Regions from separate parts of the Homo sapiens genome. Here region 1 is linked to region 2. The links are chromatin loops, found by intact Hi-C in ENCODE. Cell type or tissue: CD14-positive monocyte. All regions are shown on one strand. Each heading gives the region's core, and the rest is flanking DNA. Links, peaks and the distances in the headings are about the cores only.

What was found. Peaks named below come from ENCODE experiments on the same cell type or tissue, not always from the same donor. Only the 100,000 strongest peaks of a DNase experiment are listed, where the experiment ranks them.
Region 1: it touches region 2 in a loop (1.8-fold over the local background); 3 of 110 quality-filtered maps call a loop at or near these places.

What each region holds. Positions count from the first base shown.
Region 1 is chr18:57,662,756-57,675,168 of GRCh38, forward strand. ATP8B1 (ATPase phospholipid transporting 8B1) reads right to left here. Exons shown (of 28, transcript NM_001374385.1): 16 at 12,079-12,267; 17 at 8,713-8,825; 18 at 6,563-6,727; 19 at 5,674-5,785; 20 at 4,337-4,412. ATP8B1-AS1 (ATP8B1 antisense RNA 1) reads left to right here. Exons shown (of 3, transcript NR_164148.1): 3 at 5,251-6,528. Among named protein-coding and RNA genes, the nearest start is that of ATP8B1-AS1, 39 kb to the left of the region's middle. In CD14-positive monocyte, for the core only: no CTCF peak of the experiment used is centred there; DNase peaks (open chromatin) are centred at 1,986, 3,056, 3,566 and 4,246; H3K4me3 peaks cover 2,090 bases; H3K27ac peaks cover 4,696 bases.
Region 2 is chr18:57,742,001-57,754,696 of GRCh38, forward strand. All of the region lies in intron 1 of ATP8B1 (ATPase phospholipid transporting 8B1), which reads right to left. Among named protein-coding and RNA genes, the nearest start is that of ATP8B1, 55 kb to the right of the region's middle. In CD14-positive monocyte, for the core only: no CTCF peak of the experiment used is centred there; DNase peaks (open chromatin) are centred at 6,921 and 7,211; H3K4me3 peaks cover 1,369 bases; H3K27ac peaks cover 2,724 bases.

The sequences.
Region 1 (12,413 bases), core at 14-8,013, 82 kb before region 2:
TCATTATAATTTTTTTGAGAGAGGGTCTCACTCTGTCACCCAGGCTGGAGAGCAGTGGCATGATCATGGATCACTGCAGCCTTGACCTCCCAGCCTCAAGTGATTCTCCTGCCTCAGCCTCCTGAGTTGCTGGGACTATAGGCACACGCTATCACGCCTGGCTAATTTTTGTATTTTTTGTAGCAATAGGGTTTTGCCATATCCCGGGCTTTGACCATTTTTAAGTGTACAACTTAGTAGTGTTAACTATAGTCACATTGTTATCCAACCAATCTCTAGAACTTTTTCATCTTGCAAAACGGAAACTCTATACCTATTAAACAATAACACCTCACCTCACTCGCCCTCCAGTCCCTGGTAACTTCCAGTTAACTTTCTGTTTGAATGAATTTGAGCACTCTAGATACCTCATATATGTGAAATCAAACAGTATTTGTCTTTCTGTGACTGGTTTATTTCACTTAGCTTAATGTCTTCAAGGTTCATCTATATAATATATGTCATAATTTCCTTCCTTTTTAAAGTTGAATATATTCCATTATGTGGAAGCACCACATTCTGTTTATCCATTCACTCACTGATGGGCACCTGGGTTGCGTCCATCTCTTGGCTGCTGTGAACAGTGTTGCTGTGAACATGGGTGTGCATGTATCTCTTTGAGATCCTGCTTTCAATTATTTTGTGGATATACCCAGAAGTGGGATTGTTGCATCATATGGTAATCCTTTTTGAAATTTTTTGAAACATCACCATACTGTTTTGCATAGTGGCTGCACCATTTTATATATTTCATCAACAACACACAAAGGTTCCTTCAACAATGATTGTTATTTTCTATTGTGTTTTGTTTTTGATAGTAGCCATCCTAAAGGGTGTGAGGTGTTATCTTGCTTTGGTTTTGATTTATCTTCCCCTAATGATTAGTGATGATGAGCCTCCTTTCACATGTTTATCAGCCATTTGCATGTCCTCTTTGGAAAAATGTCTACTCAAAGTGCTTTGCCCATTTTTTTTTTTTTTTTTTTTTTTTGAGGCAGAGTCTCGCTCTGTCACCAGGCTGGAGTGCAGTGGTGTTATCTCAGCTCACTGCAACATCCACCTCCTAGGTTCAAGCTATTCTTCCACCTCAGCCTCCCAAGTAGCTGGGACTACAGACGGGCACCACCATGCCCAGCTAATTTTTGTATTTTTAGTAGAGACAGGGTTTCACCATGTTGGCCAGGATGGTCTCAATCTCTTGACTTCATGATCCACCCGCCTCAGCCCCCCACAGTGCTGGGATTACAGGCATGAGCCACCACGCCTGGCCAGCCCTTTTTTTTTTTTTTTTTTAACTGAGCGACATGTAATTTTACTATGTCTCGATTCATCCACCATGGGGGTACCATGTAATTCATCATTTTTCAAAGACAGTCAAAGGAAGATACAGTTGAAAATGTATACACAGCAACAGAAGAAAGGCAATCTTAGGCCAGGCACTGTGGCTCACACCTGTAATCCCAGCACTTTGGGAGGCTGAGACGGGCAGATCAGTCGAGGTCAGGAGTTCGCAGCCAGACTGGCCAACATAGTGAAACTCTGTCTCTACTAAAAATACAAAAATTACCCAGGCGTGGTGGCGGTGCCTGTAATCCCAGTTACTTGGGAGGCTGAGGCATGAGGATCACTTGAACCCAGGAGGCGGAGGTTGCAATGAGCCAAGATTGCACCACTGCACTCCAGCCTGGGTGACAGAGTCTTTCTAAGAAAAAAAAAAAAAAAAAAAAGGAAAGGCAATCTTGATCTGAATTAGAATACTGGCTATTGTTTGTTAGGAATAAACTTATTTTCATATAAACAAAACTATATCTGTGTTTGAGAAATTCTCAGTGCTTTATATCAACAAATTAAATGTTTGTGTTAAAATGATATATGTGACAAGGCTACGTGTAACACTTTCATGTGATAGAAAAATGAGTCATGAAATTTTGGAGTGGAAGGGACCTTAAATATCTTGTCCAATCTCTTCATGTTACAAATAAGGAAATCAAGCCAGAGGAAGGTGATGTGATTTGCCTGCTGCAGGTTGATAGGAAAACTAGAATGAGGACTCAGTTATCTTGTAACTTCTGGCTCAGGACTCTTACTATTACATACAAAAAGCCATTGTTCTTCTCCTTCCAAAGAAGGCTTCTCAGCCTTTGCACTCTTGATGTCTTGGGCCTAATAATCCTTTATTTTGTGTGGCCATCCCTTGCACTGGAGGATGTTTAGCAACATCCCTGGCCTCTACCCACTAGAAGCCAGGAGCACTTCTCTGCAGCTGAAACAAGCAAGTGTCTCTGGACAGTGCCAAAGGGTCCCTGGAAGGCAAACTCACTCCCCACGGAGAATCACTGCACTAGAGGATTAAGTATCTAGTATCCCTTTTCCACATCAATTTAATTCTCATTTTCAAGTTAAAAGTGAGTGACTAAGACAAATCATTGAAAGGCCGTAAGAGAAAAAAAATGAAGATACCTTCTATTCAAATCATTTTATAGGAATCATCAATTTAAGAGCCACCTGGGAAGATGATTCCTCTCTCTATAAAGGTAAACTCAGCTAAGGGCATGGTCACAACATTTGCTACTTGCATACATTTTATCTTTTACTTTAGCTTCGGGACCAATTTTTAAGACTTTCAAAAGAGAGACCAGAAATTTTTTTACAGCCCCATCTACAAAAAATAAACAAAGCCATATAGTAATTAATCAGATTACTTGAAGCCCAAAACTACTAAAGTAAACTCATTAAGCATTAAGCATTTATTTGTCTGTTGCTACTTTTTTTTTTTGAGACGGAGTCTTGCTCTGTCACCCAGGCAGGAGTGTAGTGGCACTATCTTGGCTCACTGCAACCTCTGCCTCCCAGGTTCAAGCAATTCTCCTGCCTCAGTCTCCCGAGTAGCTGGGATTCCAGGCACATGCCACCATGCCTGGCTAATTTTTGTATTTTTAGTAGAGACGGGGTTTCATCATATCAGTCAGGCTGTTCTCAAAATCCTGACCTCGTGATCCACCCGCCTCGGCCTCCCAATGTGCTGGTATTACAAGCATGAGCCACCGTGCCCAGCCTGTTGCTACTTTTTTAAAACCTAAAAGCACAAAGGGGCATGGCTTATGTACCTCTATTTGGGCACATAAACTAAATCAGTTCTAAATGGAACTGATTTAGATCATAAGGCTACTGATTTTGTCTAATTTGACGGAATACCTAATATACTAGAACAACTAGAAAATGCTTTATCACCATCATTAGAAATAAGACTAATATTGACCATCAATTCCCTCATCACTTTATCACACCTGGCAAATGTGTATGTTAACAGTTTAATCTGACCTCATGCTGGCCTGAGAGAAGCTCTGTAGGGAAAAATCTTGAGGAACTGTCAGGCCATCAGTAAACACATCACAGTAACTGTGTGCAGCATATTTATAGCTTCAGAACAAGACAGGGCTTTTTCATCATACATTTCCAGGTCTGCTGCGACTCTGATTCAAAGCTAACAAACGTTTCAGCATATGCTAACATTTGAATTATCAGGCCTGCCCCACCTAGACTAGATTACAGGGGACCTACATGATGTAACCCACCCACACATTTCCTTCCCGCAAAAGTTTTGGGTTTTTTTTTTCCTTTCTTCTATTTCCCTTTCAAAAGTAAAAGTTCCTAGAAAAAGCAAAATAGGACTATAATTCATATTAATTTGCTAGCGATATTACAGGCTTTTTACGGAATTTTTAGTAGGTGAACCGAGTTTTTTTTTTTTTTTTAATGAGACAGAGTTTCACTCTTGTCACCTAGGCTGGAGTACAGTGGCGTGATCTTGGCTCACTGCAACCTCTGCCTCCTGGGTTCAAGTGATTCTCCTGCCTCAGCCTCCCGAGTAGCTGAGATAACAGGCACCGGGCACCACACCCAGCTAATTTTTGTAGTTTTAGTAGAGACGGGGTTTCACCATGTTGGCCAGGCTGCTCTAGAACTCCTGACTTCAGGTGATCCACCCGCCTCGGCCTCCCAAAGGGCTGGGATTACAGGCATGAGCCACTGCGCCTGGCCTGAGCTGAGAAGGAATGGAGAAAAATGGCCTCTGAAGGGCCCCAAGTTTCCCTAAAAGTAAAATCTGCTCAAATTTAGGCTGCACCTTGATTACTTGGAACTGCCTGTTGTTGTCTTGCCTCATTTAAACATGAGGAAACTGCCCCAAGTGACACATCGTAACCCCTATTTCTTCATATCTGCTATCTTCTACAGACAGTCTTGCATTTGCAAAGATGAGCTATTACGTAATTTCATACTGCAGGCTTTTACTCACTTAATATCCTCCCCATAGCAGATGGTGGTGTCTTCAGTCAGAAGTTCACAAGCAAATCCTATATTTTCAGCAGTTTCTACAATAGAATAAAATTAAGTCAAATGTCATTCCTGCTGTTTTTATTTTATTTTATTTTGTTTTTTGAGACAGCATCTCACTCCCACTGCCTAGGCTGGAGTGCAGTGGCACAATCTCTGCTCACTACAGCCTCAACCTCCAGGATTCAAGTGATCTGCCCATCTCAGCACCACCCGCAGCCCCCAAGTAGCTGGGACTACGCAACTCGCTGCCAAGCCACCAAACAATTTGTGTTTTTTCTAGAGATGGGGTTTTGTCATGTTTGCCAGGCTCATTCTTACTGTTGAACTGAATAATTGATTTTACCTAGTAATGATATTTTTTAGTTCATGAACATAACCAGATTCACACAAACACACTATTTTTCTATAGCAATCTGTAGGAATCACATGCAGAAGAAAAATCCTTTTCTCCATAATAAAACAAGTGAAAGTCAAAGTCTAATTTGAAATGTTTTCAATAATAAAATGTGCTATATTATCAAACATATAAACTGGTTATTTAGTAAACCAATGTTCATTAAATTACTAAACACTCTCAGTTCCTGGTTCAATTACTCTGTTATTGGCGGGGGGCGGGGGCAGAGGGAAGCATAATAATTTCCACCAACCCTTACGTGAAGATTTTTTTTCCTTTTAAATTACCACCCAATTTGGCATTTATTTAAGGTCAGGGCTGTGCTTCCCATAACTTTGCAGAGTGTGTAACCCGTTGACGATTTCAGCGCAAGAGACATTATTTGATTTCTTGTGGAAGGCTTACAAAGTAAAGTATCAATACCAAACAAGTGCTTGTTGAGTTCTAAAGTTAAAAAATTAAAATCGTTCTTTCCTTAGGTATACAATTTTATTGCCAAGCAATAAAATTGGCAAGAAAACCAAAGTTATTGTTCAGTACTTTGTATTGTTCTACTCTGTGCCCACCAAATGTCAAAGCACTGGAAGGACAGAGGGACAAGAGGGATGGCCCTTTCAGGACGGGAACCCACGTCTGGCTGGAGAGATAAGACCAATTATAATCAGCAAGACATGGCCAGGAGCTAAATTATAAGGAAGAAACTGCTACTGAGGGGGATCAGGAAAGGATGCAGAAGAATGTGCTGGAAAAACAGAGGAGGGTTTCTCAGAAAAAGCATCTTCCGTCCAAAGAAACAGTGTTTGTACAGGATGAAAAGTCTGAGGAGGTCATCTTGGGCAAAGGAAACGGCAGCTATAAATATTTGTGAATTAACAGATATGCTTCCCTGCACAATGAATTACCCTTTTTGTCTCCAGTAAGCACCCAGATCTTAATGTCAGCTTTTGCAAGTTTTGAAATGGTTTCTGGAACTCCATCCTGTAGCTTGTCTTCAATAGCTGTAGCTCCCAGGAGCTAGAATGTATATTAAAAAAAAAAAAAAAAGGAATTAGCAAACAAACCAAAAGTTTTCTGTAATTACAGGTTGCCAACCTGTAAAAAGAAGGGCTAATTATACATCCTGGTTGCTGCTCTCCTGGGGCCAATGGCCAGTGTTAACAGGGAAGGCTGCCATGTTTCACAATTACTGCAAACCAACACACCTAAAAACTTTTTCCCTAAAGGATGAACTATTTAATTTACCAAGACAAAAATGCAAGTACAAAATCAAGGATGTTAAAAATACACTTTTCTTGTGTATTTGTGGCTTTATACTGACATAAACCGTAAACCAGTTGCAATACTAGCTATTTGTTGAATATTTTCCACTTATCTAAACCCTACAAAAACTATGTATTAAATTTGGAAAACTTTTAGAAACAATATATTTTTCTTATTTCAAGATTTTGCAGAATATGAATTGTTTCGGTAATTCCCCCAATGTAATAAGTATTAGATGCAGGTTTGTTATTGTTTAAAAATTATAATAAATTTTAATAAGTGATATACAAATTATGGAATTAAATTAGAACTTCTCCTAATGTATTTTGTCTTTTGGTTTCTCATAATGGCAACTTCTGTTCTGCTCCTATTTTGGTGAATAAAAGAAATAACCTTCTTCCATTGTGCCAGTGTCAAATGCTGAAGTTACAATTATCTCTTAAGCATGAGATCAAATATTCAATAAAACTTAATAAAAATTTCAATTCTGCTTAGAATATCAAAGAAAAAGTTATTAAGGCTAAAACTCACAATTAAGTCTTTTTCAATCTCCTCATATACTTTATCCAGAGCTTCGTCCCGGTTGGTGGAGGCCACACTGGCAGCCATAAACTTTTTATTCCATTCTGTAAATTCTTTTTCTTCAATTTCCTTGTAGCAAAGGCATAGGGTTCTAAGAGTTTCATTTGCAAAGATCTGTTTTATTTAAAAAAATAAATCCACCAATGCAAAGAATAGTTAATTTATGTAATTCAGGATCAAGTCTGAAATTTTACTTTGAAGTAATATACTAACAGAATTTAAAAAGAGATCATTAAACATGACAGATTCTGTACAAATACACTTTAGAGAGGGGATTAAATGTCACTTTTTTTTTTTTTGAGACAAGGTCTGGCTTTATCATCCAGGCTGGGATGCAGTGATGCAATCCCGGCTCACTGCAACCTCTGCCTTCCAGGCTGAAGCCATCCTCTCACCTCAGCCTCCCAAGTAGCTGGGACTACAGGTGTGCACCACCACGCCTGGTAATTTTTGTACTTTTTTTTGTAGAGATGGGGTTTCATCATGCTGGTCTTGAACTCACGAGCTCATGTGATCTGCCCAACTCAGCCTCCCAGCGTGCTGGGATTACAGGCATGAGCCACTGCACCCAGCCTAAACATCACTTTATAATAGACTTTGCTTTTCTAAACTTCTATAGGGTCCAGGACTGCACTTCCAGTTTCCAAAGGGAAAAGCTTACCTTTCTTCTAAATCTTCTATTACCTTTCTCATTTTCTCATTTTCTCTTTTTCTCTTCATGACTAGGAAAATATCAGACCAAGGGAGCTGCCTTGGGGTGTAATGACATAAGCACGAACCTGACAACTTTATAACTTGTTCCAACAAACTGTGATACAAGTCCAATCACCTATGAACTCTCCACTAAGCATTATTCCCTCAAACCAATTCTAAAATACACAAGCCATTGTTAAAGCTGAGGTCAAAGCTTTTAATGGAAAAGAGTATCTGGCAATTTTCCCATGATGAACGATTCAAACATTTTCTTTTTTTTTCTTTTTCTTTTTCTTTTTTTTTTTTTTGAGATGAAGTCTCACTCTATCGCCCAGGCTTGAGTGCAGTGGTGCGATCTCGGTTCACTGCAACCTCTGCCTCCCTGGTTCACGCCATTCTCCTGCCTCAGCCTCCTGAGTAGCTGGGATTACAGGCGGGTGCCACTGCATCTGGCTAATCTTTGTATTTTTGGTAGAGACGGGGTTTCACCATGTTGGCCAGGATGGTCTCGATCTGTTAACCTCGTGATCTGCCACCTCACCCTCCCAAAGTACTGGGATTACAGGCGTGAGCTACTGCACCCAGCCTGATTTAAACATTTTAAACAGTTTCAACATGAACCAGTAAACATCTCATTACTTTATAGTCACATCTTTTTTATTTTGACCAAGTTTTGCTCTTGTCGCCCAGGCTGGAGTGCAATGGTACGATCTCGGCTCACTCTACCCCCTCCCTCTGGGGTTCAAGCGATTCTCCTGCCTCAGCTTCCCAAGTAGCTGGGATTACAGGTGCCCACCACCACACCCAGTTAATTTTTTTGTATTTTTAGTGGAGACGGGGTTTCACCACGTTGGCCAGGCTGGTCTTGAACTCCTGACCTCAGGTGATACACCCGCCTTGGCCTCCCAAAGTGCTGGGACTACAGGCATGAGACACCAAATACTCAATCAGTTGAACCGCTTCTGCCATCTTGGCTAGACAAGATGTGACCTATAGTCAGCTCTGTCATCCTGTCACATATGAATGCTTTCCTTCCTTTGCACTACAACTTGAAGTTAGTGGAGGTCTTGGGGACCACACACATAGTAAGACTACAACCTAGTATGGTTATGTAGCTTGCTCAAGGCCACTGGAAGAGAGCTAAGCCATTCCCCTGCCTCAGTCCTATAGACCTTGAAGACCCACATGCTGGGAGAGGGCACCATGGTGATATCCCAGGAAGTCAGTGGCAGGGGCAGAACTGGGACCCAGGTGGCTGTATTCCTACTTTACTGCTCTTTCCACCCCAACTATTGCAAAGCAAAGGGAGGGTCAGCAGTTAACATACAGCTTTCATGCAAACTTAACAGACAGCATCAGAGAGTAAGTTCAGAATCCCTTGCAGAAAGAATAAAAGTGAAACTTACATCCAGGGCATCCTGTGTTTCTTGCTTAGTAGGATTCATTCGATGTAACCGTTCATAAATAACAGTGTCAGCACCTTTACAGTAAAGCTTGATATTGCCTTCTGGGGTTCTTACTGGTAGTAAAAGAAGGAAATAAACACAACAAAGTTTGATTTTTTATATATATATTTTTTGAGACAGGGTCTTGCTCTGTTGTCCAGGCTGGAGTGCAGCAGTTCAGTATCGGCTCACTGTAGCCTCGACCCCCCAGGCTCAAGCAATCCTCCCATCTCAGCCTCCCGAGTAGCTGGGACTACAGGTGCATGCCACCATGCCTGGCTAATTTTTATTTTTATAGACATTGGAGGTCTCACTATGTTACCCAGGCTGGTCTTGAACTCCTGGGCTCAAGCAATCCTCCTGCCTCAGCCTCCCAAAATGCTGGGATTACAGATGTGAGTTACCACACCCAGCTAAGTTTGATTTTTTAATAGAAAACTACATTTATAAAGTTAATTTGAAATGTTACTATCTCATAATTCACTGTTAGCTTAAAACCATCAGTTCCTCTAGAAAAGTGTTGCCTTCAACAAAACTGGTAAGTCATTATCTACATTGAATGTAATAGTGAAATAAATATAAAAAGATTCCTTCACAGTCAGCTCTGTTTTTTATAACCTCAGTTATTCTTCCAACAAATATTTACTGACTCCCTACCATGTGCTATGCCATGTTCTAGTTACTTTCTTTTGTAGACTTTTTCTCCATCCAACCAACAGGTAGTTTCTCACCTATGAACTCACAACACTTACTGCTTTTAATACTTCGACCACAACACCACTCCTAATGACCATTTTTTTTGGGTTTTTTGATTAATGCAATAATTGTAATACATCCCTCACTGTTAACCAGATTTTAAATCAAGGTAGATGGCAAGCATGATAATCAGTCTAGATCTGTGTAAGGGACACAGAAAGCGTTCAGTAAGTGTGCCTAAGGAGGGTGTAATAGTTAAACCTGTATATTTTTATTGGTTAAAAATTCAATCATAGTGGAGAAGGCTTGTAGATACCACCTTAACCAAGTGATCAAAGTTAACATCCCCATTAATGAGACAAACCAATAATATATACCTTCTGGCTAGGCAGGGTGGCTCACGCCTGTAATCCCAGCACTCTGGGAGGCCAAGGCGGGCCAGTCACCTGAGGTCGGCAGTTGGAGACCAGCCTGACCAACATGGAGAAACCTTGTTTCTACTAAAAATACAAAATTAACCAGGCATGGTGGCACATGCCTGTAATCCCAGCTACTCAGAAGGCTGAGGCAGGAGAATCACTTGAACCAGGGAGGTAGAGGTTGCAGTGAGCCGAGATAGCACCATTGCACTTCAGCCTGGGCAGCAAGAGTGAAACTCTGTCTCAAAAAAAAAAAAAAAAAAAGTATATATATATATATATATATATATATATATATATATATATATATAACATGTATATACACATATATACATACATATATCTACATATATACACACATATATAAATACATGTATATATAAATATACATATATAAATATATGTATATATATATAAATATAAATGTGTGTGTGTGTATACACCTTCTGATGTGATACTTAAAGAAAAGCACAGCATCACTTACGGACTCTTCCTGCCAACAATGTGTAACCTAGCTCTAATCATGAGGGAACATCAGACAAACGCAAATGGAGGGATAGCCTATAAAATAACCAGCCTGTGCTTTTTAAAAATATCAATGGATGAAAGATCAAAAAGAGATTGAACCGTCCTTGACTCAGAGTCATGATCACCTAATATAACCTGTGATCTTAGATTGGATCCTGGACCAGAAAAACAAAGAATGAACCTCCCTGGTAAAATCTGATAAAGTCTATTGATTAGATAATATTGTACTGTGTTAAATTTTCTGGTTCTGAACATTGCACTGTATATATAAGTGAGTGCTTCTGTTCTTAGGAAATACCTACTATGGTATATAGTACAGTATTTAGGGGAAAGGGACATTAGGCCTGCAATTTATTCTCTTTTTTATATTTTTATTTTCTTTTTTTATCATGTAATCTTGCTCCTTCTAACGCAATTTACTCTCAAATGGTTCAGAAAACAATAACCTGTATGTATGTGTGTGTACATATATATGTGTGTATATATATAGGTATATATAATGAAATTACATATATATAATTAGATATATATTAGATCTATATATAGAGATATGTAAATGAAATTTCATTATGTTAACAATTGGTGGATATGGAAGAGTATGAGGGCTCTTTAAACCATTCTTGTAACTTTTCTATAAGTTTGAGATTATTTCAAATTACGAATTTAAAGCAGTTCAGTGGTAGGAAGTGATTTTCATCTTCACTTGGTGGTCTGTTATGTGCCTGCATTGCAGATATGATTTTGATTCATAAGCATAGCTTTGCTTTTCTCAGAAATCTTTTCCTGCTGAGTCCTCCCTTCCCTGCCATCAAGTACAGAAGAGAGCACTCAGAGGTGCTCAAAAAATAAAAGAGCATGTGTTGTTTAAAATAAAAGACTGCTACAAATGTCTACCTGCTGCTTCAGAAATGTTCCACCTGCTGCCCCAGATTCAGCATCTGGCAGCCCACGTGGTTAAAGAATGTCAGCAGCTGTAATCCCAGCTACTCAGGAGGCTGAGGCAGGAGACTCGCTTGAACCTGGGAGGCGGAGGTTGCAGTGACCTGAGATCGCACCACTGCACTCCTGGGTGACGGAGCAAGACTCCATCTCAAAAAAAAAAAAAAAAAGAAAAGAAAAGAAAAAAAAGAGAGGGATTAAAAAAGAACGTCAGCAGCATTTGCAAGATTCAGAGATACTGTGGCTACCCCTTTGAGTAGGGAACACAGTGAAGAATGAAGAAAACAATACCAGTTTCTTTTTTTTTTTTTTTTGAGACGGAGTCTTGCTTTATCGCCCAGGCTGGAATGCAGTGGCGCGATGTCGGCTCACTGCAAGCTCTGCCTCCCGGGTTCACGCCATTCTCCTGTCTCAGCCTCCCGAGTGGCTGGGACTACAGGTGCCAGCCACCACGCCCGGCTAATTTTTTTTGTATTTTTAGTAGAGACGGGGTTTCACCGTGTTAGCCAGGATGGTCTCGATCTCCTGACCTCGTGATCCACCCGCCTCGGCCTCCCAAAGTGCTGGGATTACAGGCGTGAGCCACCACGCCCAGCCAACAATACCAGTTTCAGTAAAGCTGCAGAAATCTCCCAGGAGCCAAGTAGCTCTTTCACTGGCTGCTTTATCCTGATGCCACTCAATACAATGGGCACAAGCAACATCTAAATGAGCGATTCATAGACAGACTCTGAGGGGGACTTACCAATGATAGACATTCGCTTCCGGTCACTGTTGAAGTCCAAAATGGCAAGAACATTGTAAGTCCTTTCAGTGCCCAGTTCACTGATGGTGATGGTGTTCTGGGTCCTGGCGAGGAAGGCAAAGCCAAAGTTCCTGGCAGCGTTTACCAGGGCACCTTCATCGGGAGAGGCTGCCTGGTAGTTGAGCTGACCTAACAAGGAAGCGAGAGAAATCCCAGAAAAGCTGTAAAAACAAATGCAGAGCTCATTGTTGAGGCCTCTGCTGAGGCTCCTGTGGGGGTCAGATGGGCTGCAAAGCCCAAAACATCCCCAGGAAAACGAGTCATTGACTTGGAAG
Region 2 (12,696 bases), core at 3,197-11,196:
CTGGGACTACAAGTGCATGCCACCACACCTGGCTAATTTTTGTATTTTTAGTAGAGACAGGGTTTTACCTTGTTGGCCAGGCTGGTCTTGAACTCCTAACCTCAAGTGATCCACCCACCTCGGCCTCCCAAAGTGCTGGGATTATAGGCATGAGCCACCACGCCTGGCCAATGCTCAGTATTCTTGAAAGTAAAATGACAAACTTGATGACAGTTGTAATTAGATAAAGAATCTCATGAAGCAATAGTAATAAAATGTATCTAAGATCTGCATTAAATTTAAACTTTATACTGTTATAGAAACAGCGTAATTACAGTTCCCAGCAGGAACAGGATTACATTTTTTATTTCCTCCCAAGGCAGGACCTAAAAAATCTAGAAGCCTGGGATAAATAACATAAAACTAAGGTATCAACAGTATCACTGTGGTGGGGACAATTCAGCCAGGATCTTTACATATGATAGAAAAGGCTTCTCTGAGTCCACAGCTTCACCCCCTATTCCTCAGAAAATCCGCCCCAGAGCCCTTTCTCACAAAGGAAGATTGGCTGCCTGGGTGTGGTGGCTCACACCTGTAATCCCAGCACTTTGGGAAGCTGAGGCAGGAGGATCATTTGAGGCCAGGAGTTCAAGACGAGTCTGGGCAATATGGCAAGACCCCATCTCTACAAATAATAATTTAAAGAATTAGCTGGGCACCTGTAGTCCCAGCTACTTGGGAGGCTGAGGCAGAAGGATCGCTTGAGCCCAGGAGCTCAAGGCTGCAGTGAGTTAGGATCTTGCCACTTAACTTCAGGCTAGGTGACAGAGCAAGACCCCATCTCTATAAAAAAAAAAAAAACAAAACAGACTGGTTCTTGTTTCATTCTGTACAACTTCAATGCGGTCATTAGAAAAGGTACAGGGGAAATCTCAAAACCTTGACATTTCAGAGATGAGCAGCTTTTTCATTCCCCTGGCTAAGGTTCAAAGGATTTCTTAGTCCAGCATTGCCATGGGCTCACAGCATTTCCTAGTAATATTATATTTCTTCTTATCCATAAAAGGCAGCCCCTTCCAGGACAAAGGATTTTTCATACAGATTGTCTCATGCAATTGTCATGGAATTATGCTGAGGCATGTCGCCAGGCAATGTCATTACCTTCTTACTAATGAAAAAACTGAGGTGGTTTCAAAGCTTGCCCAGGGTGATTTAGCTCCTAGCTATTCAGGCCCTTTCCACACATATCCCAGCTCTGTGCTCTCTGTGGTACAGTGAACGCATCGTAGATTCAGATTGGAATTCAAGCTCTGCCCAGGAAGCATCAGAGCCTGCTCTCCACTCCCAACATCACCTACTTCCCTCCCTTCCCCACACCTACTAACAACATCATTAGTCACAAGAAAACCCTAAGCAAAGGAAGAATTTGACAAGCAAAAAATATCAAACTTTGAGGTCTACAGGCAGATCTATCCTACACCAGTGAATTCTAAAATGTAAAATGCTTCCCAATGTATGCCGCTGAAGAGTGAAGTGAGAGCAATCATTATTTCCTAGACGGTTTTTGAGCTGGGCAACCTGGGAGTCACAGAGGTGAGCAAGAACTTGGGGTGGGTGGGAGAGAGATATTAAGGAACTAAAAAAACCTCAGAGGCAGGAAAATGCAATGGAAAGGCCCAGCACCGGCGCAGGTGGGAGATCTGGGGGAAAGAGCAGAGCTGGGGAAAGGTAGTTTTGGAGTCACCTCCAAAAGTAAGGCAGCTCATGCAGCCTTGAGAAGGCTTTATTCCAGGGAGTTAGAGGGCCCATGGAAGGTGTCTGCAAAGGAAAGAAATCTGATCTGCACAGCACTCATCTGACAGGGGGAAGGGTGACTGGGAAGGTGAGAGCCTGGGAGGGAGACTGTTCAAAAGTCACCCTGGAAACAGCATCTCCTTGTCACAGTTTCTTCACCTGGAACACCAAGTGGTTCTACCTTATTACCTCCACCATCACACTCAGCAACAACACTCAGTGCATGAATCTAGCCACAGCAAGAAGAAATACAGGCCTGGGCCGAACGCGGTGGCTCACACCTGTAATCCTAACATTTTGAGAGGCCAAGGTGGGCTGACTGCCTGAGGTCCGGAGTTTGAGACCAGCCTGGCCAAGACAGTGAAACCCCATCTCTACTAAAAATACAAAAATTAGCCAGGCATGGTGGTGTGTGCCTGTAGTCCCAGCTACTTGGGAGGCTGAGGCAGGAGAATCGCTTGAACCCGGGAGGTAGAGGTTGCAGTGAGCCAAGATGGCACCACTCCAGCCTGGGTGACAGAGTGAGACTGTCTCAAAAAAAAAAAAAAAAAAGAAAGAAATACAGGCCTGAACTAGGGTGGTGGCAGCCAGAAAAATGTGCTTAAAATGAAGGCAGGGTGGGGCTGCCATTCTTTTGTCTAGAAAATGAAGGAAAAAAAAAGTAAATAAAAGACTGGGGCTGGTTCCCATAGGATAAGAATGCTGTCATTTCCCCAGATGTTTATTTTGGAGACTCGGCCTCAATCCACAATGTACTTTTATAGTAAATAATGAAAGTTACCAGGAGAAAACCCTGGTTATTTTTACGTTCAAGCGTCATCCTTAGTTGTTAGGGACAATGGCCTCATTTTTACCCCATTACTATTGACTCTATAATTAGGCTTTAAAGTTATATTCATGTTTAAATAATACAAAGTCATAGGAGCTTTATAATTGACAGCTACCTGGAAGCAAACCCTTCAGGGTAAAATAAGTCTGTCAAGCTGAATTAATTTTAATGTTAGAAGAGTCACCAAGCTATTAATACAAAGACTGCACTCCCGAAAGACATACAAAACATCATAGCTTTCTGGAACAAAATATAAACTTTGAAACTTTTGATCTACAGAGAGACAACTTATATTCCCCATCCAGACTCACTAGGAATGGCTTATTTGAATGAAAAGGCAGTAGAAGAGGCAGATAAGTAAATAGAAATAATAAACACATAAAATGATACAATAAAAGATTACTCTTACTAGCAATCAAAGAATGACAAGTTGATGAAAACATAGACACCATTTTATGCCTATTCAGTTGACACTATTCAATGTTTTCAATGTCAGCAGTGGAGATGAATGAATCCTCACCCACCTTGCTGCTGGCCTTGAAATTAGTATATGTATTACTGATGGCCACGCTTTATGTACCCAAAACACTAAAGATATATTTGAAGCAATCACCTCATTTACAGAGCCTTTTCCAACAGGAATACTTCAATGAAAGGACTCTTACTGAAACAAATTTTTTTTTTTTTGAGACAGTGTCTTGCTCTGTCACCCAGGCTGTAGTGCAGTGGGGAGATCTCGGCTCACTGCAACCTCCGCCTCCCGGGCTCAAGCAATTCTCCTGCCTCAGCTTCCCAAGTAGCTGGGATTATAGGCATGCACCACCATGCTCGAGTAATTTTTGTATTTATAGTAAAGACAGGGTTTCACCATGTTGGCAAGGCTGGTCTTGAACTCCTGACCTCAGGCGATCTGCCTGCCTCAGCCTCCCAAAGTGCTGGGATTACAAGAGTGAGCCACTGCACCTGGCCACAAAATTTTTGATTGGCGTCATTAGTTATAAAAAGCAGGAATGGAAACCACATGAGTGTCCAACAAGATCTCATGGTTTTACAATTTTTTTTTTTTTTTTCTGACGCAGGGCCTTGCACTGTCATCCAGGCTGGAGTTAAGTGGCATGATCATGACTCACTGCAGCCTCAACCTCCTGGGCTTCAGTGATCCTCCCACCTCAGCCTCCCAAGTAGCTGGGACCACAGGCAAATGACACCACAACTGGCTAATATTTTGAGAAAATTTTTGTAAAGACGAGGTTTCACTACATTGCCCAGGCTGATCCCAAACTCCTGGCCTCAAGCAATCCTCCCACCTCAACCTCCCAAGGTGTTGGGATGATATGCATGAGCCACCACGCCTGACCTAAACATTTTTATGTTTTAGTATAGCTATTAAAAATAACAGCTATTTTTAATAACACTATCAGATGAAACGTAGGAAATGTTTTACAGTATTAACCGTGGGGGTGAGGCAGAAATCAGAATTGTGTTCTATAACTGCAGCTTTGTAAATAATATGATTGTTTTTAGAACTAACATTTGCACTGAAAGATACATAATTCTCTGTGTGTTTTTCCTTCCAAAATAATCTGCAATTAATAATAGCTATCCACTCCCTATATCCAAACACTGCTGAGCAATTGCTCATATACTGGGTACATTTCATGCAATTTTTACAGCACACACAAAAGGAAGGGCTTATCCTCATTTTGTGGGCTTGAAGAGGTTAGGTGGCATACTTCTCCAGGGTCACATATTGAGGTTTCAACCAGGTCTGTTTGTCCCCAAATCTCTTACGATTTGTCCTGGTGCTGTTCAAAGGGGGAGAAAAGTTGGATCAGGCCATTAGGATTATGCCCACTGATGCTTACTTTTTTTTTTTTTTTTTTTTTTTTGAGACAGAGTCTCACTCTGTCTCCCAGGCTGGAGTGCAGTGGTGTGATCTCTGCTCACTACAACCTCCGCCTCCCTGGTTCAGGCAATTCTCTCCTGCCTCAGCCTCCTGAGTAGCTGGAATTACAGGTCTATGTCACCAAGCCCAGCTAATTTTTGTATTTTTAGTAGAGACAGGGTTTTACCATATTGGCCAGCCTGGTCTCAAACTCCTGACCTCAAGTGTTGCACCTGCCTTGACCTCCCAAAGTGCTAGGATTGTAGGTGTGAGCCACCACTGTGCCCAGCCACTGATACTTTCTTAATATCATTCTGTCTCTTTGCAAATGATTACAAAAACAAAAATGGTAGCATGGAAGTGGGTTCATGGAATCCACTGTGCATGGTGCATGGAAGTGAGCTCAGAAGGGATGGTTTGCATGTCAAGGCAGAAGAGTTGAAACTTGCCACATTTTGTCCCTTGTATTATACCTTTCTGGTGTGTTAGTAAACAGAAGATTCCATCTCCCTCCTAAGGATGGTGAGCTGCATGAAATGTAGTCTGGGTCCACCATTTCCTCCAAGAGCCCTTGCTGATCCTCAGCAAAGATCCCCAACCATTACTTAGCACTAAGGACAATGGACCTTGAGTGCCTTGGAGAGGGGCCAGAGACAAAGATAGCTTGAAAAGTCAGTGGCCCAGGCCGGGCGTGGTGGCTCATACCTGTAATCCCAGCACTTTGGGAAGCCGAGGTGGGTGGATCACCTAAGGTCAGGAGTTCAAGACCAGCCTGGCCAACATGGTGAAACCCCATCTCTACTAAAAATACAAAAATTAGCCAGGCGTGGTGGCAGGCACCTGCAATCCCAGCTACTTGGGAGGCTAAGGCAGGAGAATTGCTTGAACCCGGGAGGTGGAGGTTGCAGTGAGCTGAGACCCCACCACTGCACTCCAGTCTGGGTGACAAGAGCAAAACTCTATCTCAAAAAAAAAAAAAAAAGAGAAAGAAAGAAAAGTCAGTGGCTCTCCTTAGTGATCTGTATCCAAAGCTGTGGCTTCAGCTGCAAATACAAACAGATGCTCTTAAAATTCCCACATGGCTCCTTTTCATTTGTAAATCTGTCTCAAATTTCCAAATATTTATATGTAAACATGTTCCAAAGCTTAAACAGACACTAAGGTGATTGGCACATTAAGTATGATTAGGGCACTTACTTGGTATCTTTTCTAGATACTATCATGGTTTCCTGAACATCTAAGACTGGTCGACAGAGCCTTACCTCTCATTCCATCTGAAGGTTAACACCTTTACAAATTCTGGGTCTGAGATATTTAATCACTGTCTCTTATGCTGTATTTCAAGTCAGCTTAGAGTACTCAACTTAGATTACAAACTCTTCCAAGGCAGCAGAGTTCATATCCTAAGTTTTGGACCAAGATTCTACTGCAAACATATGGTTAATATTTTATAGGTCCCTTGGAAATACTTGCATTTGGCTTGAAATATCTACAGAGCTTCCTACCAACAGTCAGCAATTCTATCTGTTCTGGCTTTCAGAGTTTGAACAGGTCAAATATAAGGAGTGTGTCCAAGCTTCTCCTACAAATCTGATCAGTTTAAGCACCCATGGTAAGACTTCTGATGTAAGGCTTCTGAAACTCCCCATGTTTTCCTAGGATGATGGTGGCGTGCGTTTACAGAGAGCTAACTATGTGTTCTATGCATCAGGCTCTCCACTATGTATTCGCATTAGCTTACTTTGTTTGAGGATCAAATTATTATCCCCATTCTACAAATAAAGAAACTGTAACTGAGAGGTTAAGTTCTTTGCCCAAGGACATATAAGGGGTAACCAGAATAAAATCCCTTGGAGACATGCTGCCACAAGCCAAGGAACTTCCAGAAACTAGGAGAGAATCCTGAAACAGATCCTTCCCCAGCACCCTCACAGGGAAGATGGCCGTGCAAAACCTTGATCTTGAACTTCTGGCTTCCAGATTTGTGAGACAATAAGCTTCTGTTCTTTAAGCTGCTCTGTGTGTGGTACCTTGTTACAGCAGCCCCAGCTAACTAATATATGGCTTGAATGTGTAGCTTTAACATCGGAGAGGGCCTTTCAAATTCCTTAATTCCAACAAACAGAGGACTCCACAGTCAGGTACTGCAAATTTGTTACTTAATGTCTTTAAATTCTGAATCCACCTTTGCCAAGACTATGTGCACAAAAGGAAAAACTGTGGTTACCTTTTGTAACAAGTTATATAAATAAGAACTAAATGACCATGTTTTCTTTTCTCTCTTCTAATTACCCAAAGGTTAACATGCTATTTTAAAGTTTAATTTAATTTAATTTTGCAGCTTACCCAGGTTTAACAGTTATTTGCAGAGAATAATCAGAAGGAACTGCAACTGGTGTTTAATGCAAATAAGGCCAGGCTGCTGAACTAGGGATGACTCATGCAGGCCTTGTGCAAACATCTAGTCTGATTTGCATTTAAGAGAAAAGGTACACCTATAGAAGTATCCAACATGTATTAAAACATCTTCAAAATGTTTTGGAGTTTTAAAGAAGTGCCCATTAAAGATGCTTTCTGCTCCACCTCTTAAAAAAAGCATGGCCCCAGGAAAAATGATAATGTATTCTAGAACTTTTTTCTGCTGTGATATTTTCTCCTCCCAATCAATGTTTGCTTCCCCTTTAAAATCTCTGTGTACTTTCATGGGTGCAGTAGCACATGGTGATGAGGGCTTGGGTTTGATTGAGCAATGCTCACCCCATCTCCAGCCCCTACCCCACAAAGGCAAGTAGTACAGAGAATATATATACTTATGATTCTGACATAAAATAAAATGTAAAGCCAATCAAAATGTTTGCATATTTTTTGCTTTTCCACATTCCCCTTCTCCATAGACCTAGACTTCAATCAACCTGCATCTCCTATAAAGAGAAAATGACTCTCTTGAATGCAACTGGACTCCAATGAAAACAATCCTCTTTAACTCTCTTGTTATCATAATACTATTTATAACTTTTACTCAATTAATGTTATTATAAGCTCTTATATATTCAACATGTTACCAACCTGAAAACTTACCCCCGAATTAACCTGATTTAGGTGAAGACACCCTATAGAACTCTGAGTTGAGTCAGGAAGATTGATCCATTATTTAGGAAACAGAGCTCACTGTCATTGTCCCCTGTAGGTCTAGGGAGGAAGCAGGCTCTGGCTGAATTGTCTAGAGGATTCTCTCCCTTCCAGCAACCAATCTCCTTCCCACCCCATCTCCACTCTTGTGAGCAAACCTTCAGCTGTCCATCAATAAATCATGCCAGGGATAAATTCCCAACAATAGCAAATCTAACTGGCCTCAACTTGCTATTTTAACACTTTGATCCTAACTTCCGAGAGCTCTTTTTAAAAAGAAAGGAAAAAAATGGAATTAGTGTAAGAATAGAGAGAAGAGCATTAAGGATAAACTAGGGGTTTAGTGCCGGGTGCAGTGGCTCACACCTGTAATCCCAGCACTTTGGGAGGCCAAGTTTGGTGGATCACTTGAGGTCAGGAATTTGAGACCAGCCTGGCCAACATCATGAATCCCCGTCTCTACCAAGAATATGAAAATTATCCAGGCATGGTGGCGTGAGCCTGTAATCCCAGCTACTCAGAAGGCTGAAGTACAAAAATCGCTTGAACCTGGGAGGTGGAGGTTGCAGTGAGCCGAGACTGTGCCACTGCACTTTAGCCTGGGCAACAGAGTGAGATTCCATCTCAAAAAAAGAAAAAGAATAAACTAGGGGTTTAAATAGTCCCTAAATCAGCAATCAGAAATAAATCAAGAGTACCTGCACACTGCACAACTCAAAGAAAATTACTGAAAAGCCTTTAAATGTCACATGGATTTGAACTTTACTATTAGATATCTGGAGCTAATTAAAATATTTTCAAAGCATGTTTTAAAAGTGCTCTGAATAGACTGTGCTCTGGATTTACATGATGCCATCCTTTCAAATATTTCGGAGTTGTGACATAGGCTCTTCTACAATATTCATCAATGAAAAACTGAGCTACACTCAAGAGCAAAAGCTGGTGTTTGGGCCACAAAACGGTCACCTCCAAGTGCTCCGCAGCTAGGCCTGCCTTATATATCAGTTCCTAGGCTCATTCTGGCTATTGCCCTACCCATCCTCAGAGTCCAACCTACTCTTTTCCTCCTTCATCTTAACAGACGTGTCTACAGTGAATTTGTGTCTTAGTTTTCCAAAGCTTAAACCTCAGGTACAGAAAACAATGTTGCACTAACCATGACAGCTAACTTTGTGCATGTTTGCATGTGTCACATGAGTATTTAAATATTATCAATGTTTGGCTGGGCACGGTGGCTCATGCCTGTAATCTGAACACTTTGGGAGGCCAAGGCGGGTGGATCGCTTGAGACCAGGACTTCGAGACCAGCCTGGCCAACATGGTGAAACTCTGTCTCTAGTAAAAATACAGAAAATTAGCCGGGCGTGGTGGCGCACACCTGCTATAATCCCAGCCACTTGGGATTCCGAGGCACAAGAATTGCTTGAGCCCAGGAGGCAGAGGTTGCAGTGAGGAGAGACTGTGCCACTGGACCCCAGCCTGGGTAACAGAGCAAGACTATCTCAAAAAATAAAATAGAATAAGAAAATAAATCTTATCAATGCTTGTTATGGCTTAAACATTAGTAATTTAGGCTATCAATAAGGAATGTTGGGCTAGGCTTGTGGCTCACACCTGTAACCCAGTACTTTGGGAGGCTGAGGCAGGAGGATCACATGAGCTCAGGAGACCAGGCTGGGCAGTATGGTGAAACCACAGCTGTACAAAATATATATATATATACTAAATTTAGCAGGGCATGGTGGTGTAGCTGTAGTCCCAGTTACTTGGGCAGCTGAGGGAGGAGTATCACTTGATCCTGAGAGGCAGAGGTTGCAGTAAGCCAAGATGCTGTCTTGAAAAAAAAAAAAAGGGAATTTATTTTGCTGTCTGGACCAAACACAAAATACAATTACACTCACCATACTCTGAAATCAGAATCAATGACTCTCAAGAAACAGCTTCCATAGGTCAAATGGGGATCTACAAGGCTTCCAGATTATCTTCAAAATCTGTTGATAGACATTTCTGTTGTGCTTCATTATAGAAATTACTAGATTTTCACATATGCGTTAGAACTTGGAGAGGCTCTATCTGCTCTGACTGTGCCCATTGCAGGCCCCACCCTAGCTCCAGCCACCTTCTGCTCCCTCACAAGTACACTCACAAGGGCAGCTAGGCAGCTTCATTCCTTTTCCAGGTCCTCAAATCCCGATGTAATGTCTTTATCATTTGTACTTTAACAACTTACTGCCTGAACCATTCTTTGCATTATGGCTTGTATTGTGGTTGTTTTTGTTTCTAACAGAGTAAAAATCCAAAGGTGCAGGCAAGGCATGGTGGCTCATGCCTATAATCCCAGCACTTTGGAGGGCCGAGGTGGGCAGATTGCTTGAGCTCAGGAGTTCAAGACCAGCCTGGGCAACATGGCGAAACCCTATCTCTACAAAAAAATACAAAAATTAGCTGGGAATTATGGTGCGTGCCTGTGGTCCCAGCTACTTGAGAGGCTGAGGTGGGAGGATCGTTTGAGCCCAGGAAGCAGAGGTTGCAGTGAGCCATGACTGCACCACGGCACTCCAGCCTGGGCAATAGAGTGAGACCCTGTCTCAAATAATAATAATAATAATGATAATAATAATAATAATAAATGATAATCTAAAGGTGCAAGATCATGGCCTATTCCTCTTATTTCTCAAGTGGGGCAGAATCAAGAAATGGTTAAGGGCTCCTGTCTGAGGTTAGACAGATAGGGGATGAAATCCCAGCTCTAAGGCCTGCTACCTGCAGAAGCTTGGGAAAAATATTCTTAGTAAGCTCCTACTTCTCCATTTATAACATGAAGATAATGGTTACCTTACAGGGTCCTTGTGAAGCTTAATCTTGATCCCATGTAAAGCCCTTAGTAGCATGCACAGTATGTGGCCCCAGATATCCACTGAGTGAGGCATTCCAGTGATTCATTTCATCAGAAATTCAGTAACACACACAGATATAATTCTTATATTTCCCCCTTCGATAAAGCTTAGTTTAGTTTATTATTAACCATCGTAAACCTGAAACATCAGGGAACTGAAGTTTTCAAGTGAAAAACAGAGTAGGAAAACAATAAAAACTTTTATAATTGCACTTCACAGCTTGCAAAAGCTTTTCAGATACCATTAACATACTTATCTCTAAAACATCATTGAAAAGTAGATTATTTTCATTTTATTCTCTGCAATAGCTCCATTGCCCAGAACAGCATGTAACACACAGTAGAACTTTCATAAAGAACTACCAAATGTAGAATCAAGCTCAGAGTTCAAGGCTGTATCCAGGTTCTCAGAAATGACAAGATGTAGAGGAACCAGAACCAGATCTTAGCATTTGAATCCAAATCCTGCATCCTTTCTCCTCAATCACACTGTCTCCGGCCCCCAGGGTAAGGTTCCACAGAACTGTAATTATTTAAGACATTCTATATTTTCTAGATGACAATAACTTCAAGATAAGAGAGTAGAGTGCTTAAAAAACCCCGATTAAAGAAAAAAAAGATCTCTCTTGTGTCAACAAGGGAAGAGAGAACCAGTAATATAACTACTTGGATACAGATTTTTGCTTTCCTCAAAGTATACTCAGCAAACCACCTTGATCATGGTATGAACAAGTGAAACAAACCACATTTCAAAACCAGGTTGAATGAAAAGATGCATTGGCTGAGCTTACTTGGAAATAATATGGAAAGAGAGGAAGTGGACAGATCTATAGATAAAAACAACATTGGCCTTGGCCATGAACAAGGGGGTTCATTTTACTATTTCTACATGTGTTTGAAATCTTTCTAAATTAAAACAAGGCAACAACAACACAACAAAAACTCTCCTTCACATAAACCAATGTATTAACATGAGGTCACCACTGTGTAAAGCACATGTGTACTAATCACCAACACAGGCTCTGAAGGGAACACATGCTTTATGCAGCCATTGGCTCCATCTTGAAAACTCAGATATTAAATAATCTTTTCATAGACAGTTAAGAGGAGATTATTTTAAAAAATGAAATACAGGCCGGGCACAGTGGCTCACGCCTGTAATCCCAGCGCTTTGGGAGGCTGAGGCGGGCAGATCACCTAAGGTCAGGAGTTCATGACCAGCCTGGTCAACATGGTGAAACCCCATCTCTACTAAAAATACAAAAATTAGCTGGGCTTGGTGGTGCACTTCTGTAGTCCCAGCTACTTGGGAGGCTGAGGCAGGAGAATTGCTTGAACCTGGGAGGCGGAGGTTGCAGTGAGCTGAGATCATGCCACTACATACCACCCTGGGCTACAGACAGAACAAGACTCTGTCTCAAAAAAAAAAAAAAAAAGAAAGAAAGAAAAGAAAAAAAAAAAGATACATCTGAATATTTAATAAAGTGAAAATGTTATAGAAAACTATAATGTTTTATGAGTCAGGGCCACTCCATTTGCATTGGACTTGAGGAGGCATATTTCTTCTTTGGTTAAACAGGAATATTTAGCATTTACTTGTTCTTTTTGTGCATTACAATTTTTTTCTTTTAAGAATCAGTTTCAGCCTGGCACAGGGGCTCATGCCTGTAATCCTAGCACTTTGGGAGCCTGAGGCAGGTGGATCATTTGAAGTCAAGAGTTCGAGACCAGTCTGGTCAACGTGGTAAAACCCCGTCTCTACTAAAAATACAAAACTTAGCCAGGCATGGTGGCACATGCCTGTAATCCCAGCTACTCAGGAGGCTGAGGCAGGAGAATTGCTTGAACCTGGGAGGCGGAGGTTGCAGTATGCCAAGATCACACCACTGCACTCCAGCTTGGGTGACAGAGTGAGACTCTGTCTAACAAAAAAATATATATATATATATATTATGAAGTAATATTGCTGTTCCTCAGTTTATCATCTGTAAAATGAGTAAAAACAATAGCAGCTGCCTTTTACAGCTGCTGTGAGGATAAAATGATTCAATATATGGAAAGCTCTGGAATAGGGCTTGACCCAAAGGAAGGCTCAGTAAATATTAGCTGTTGTTTTTCTTATGTGAGATAATTAAATACTAGGAGAAGAAACACATCACCAAATTGACACTTCAGGGACAGCTG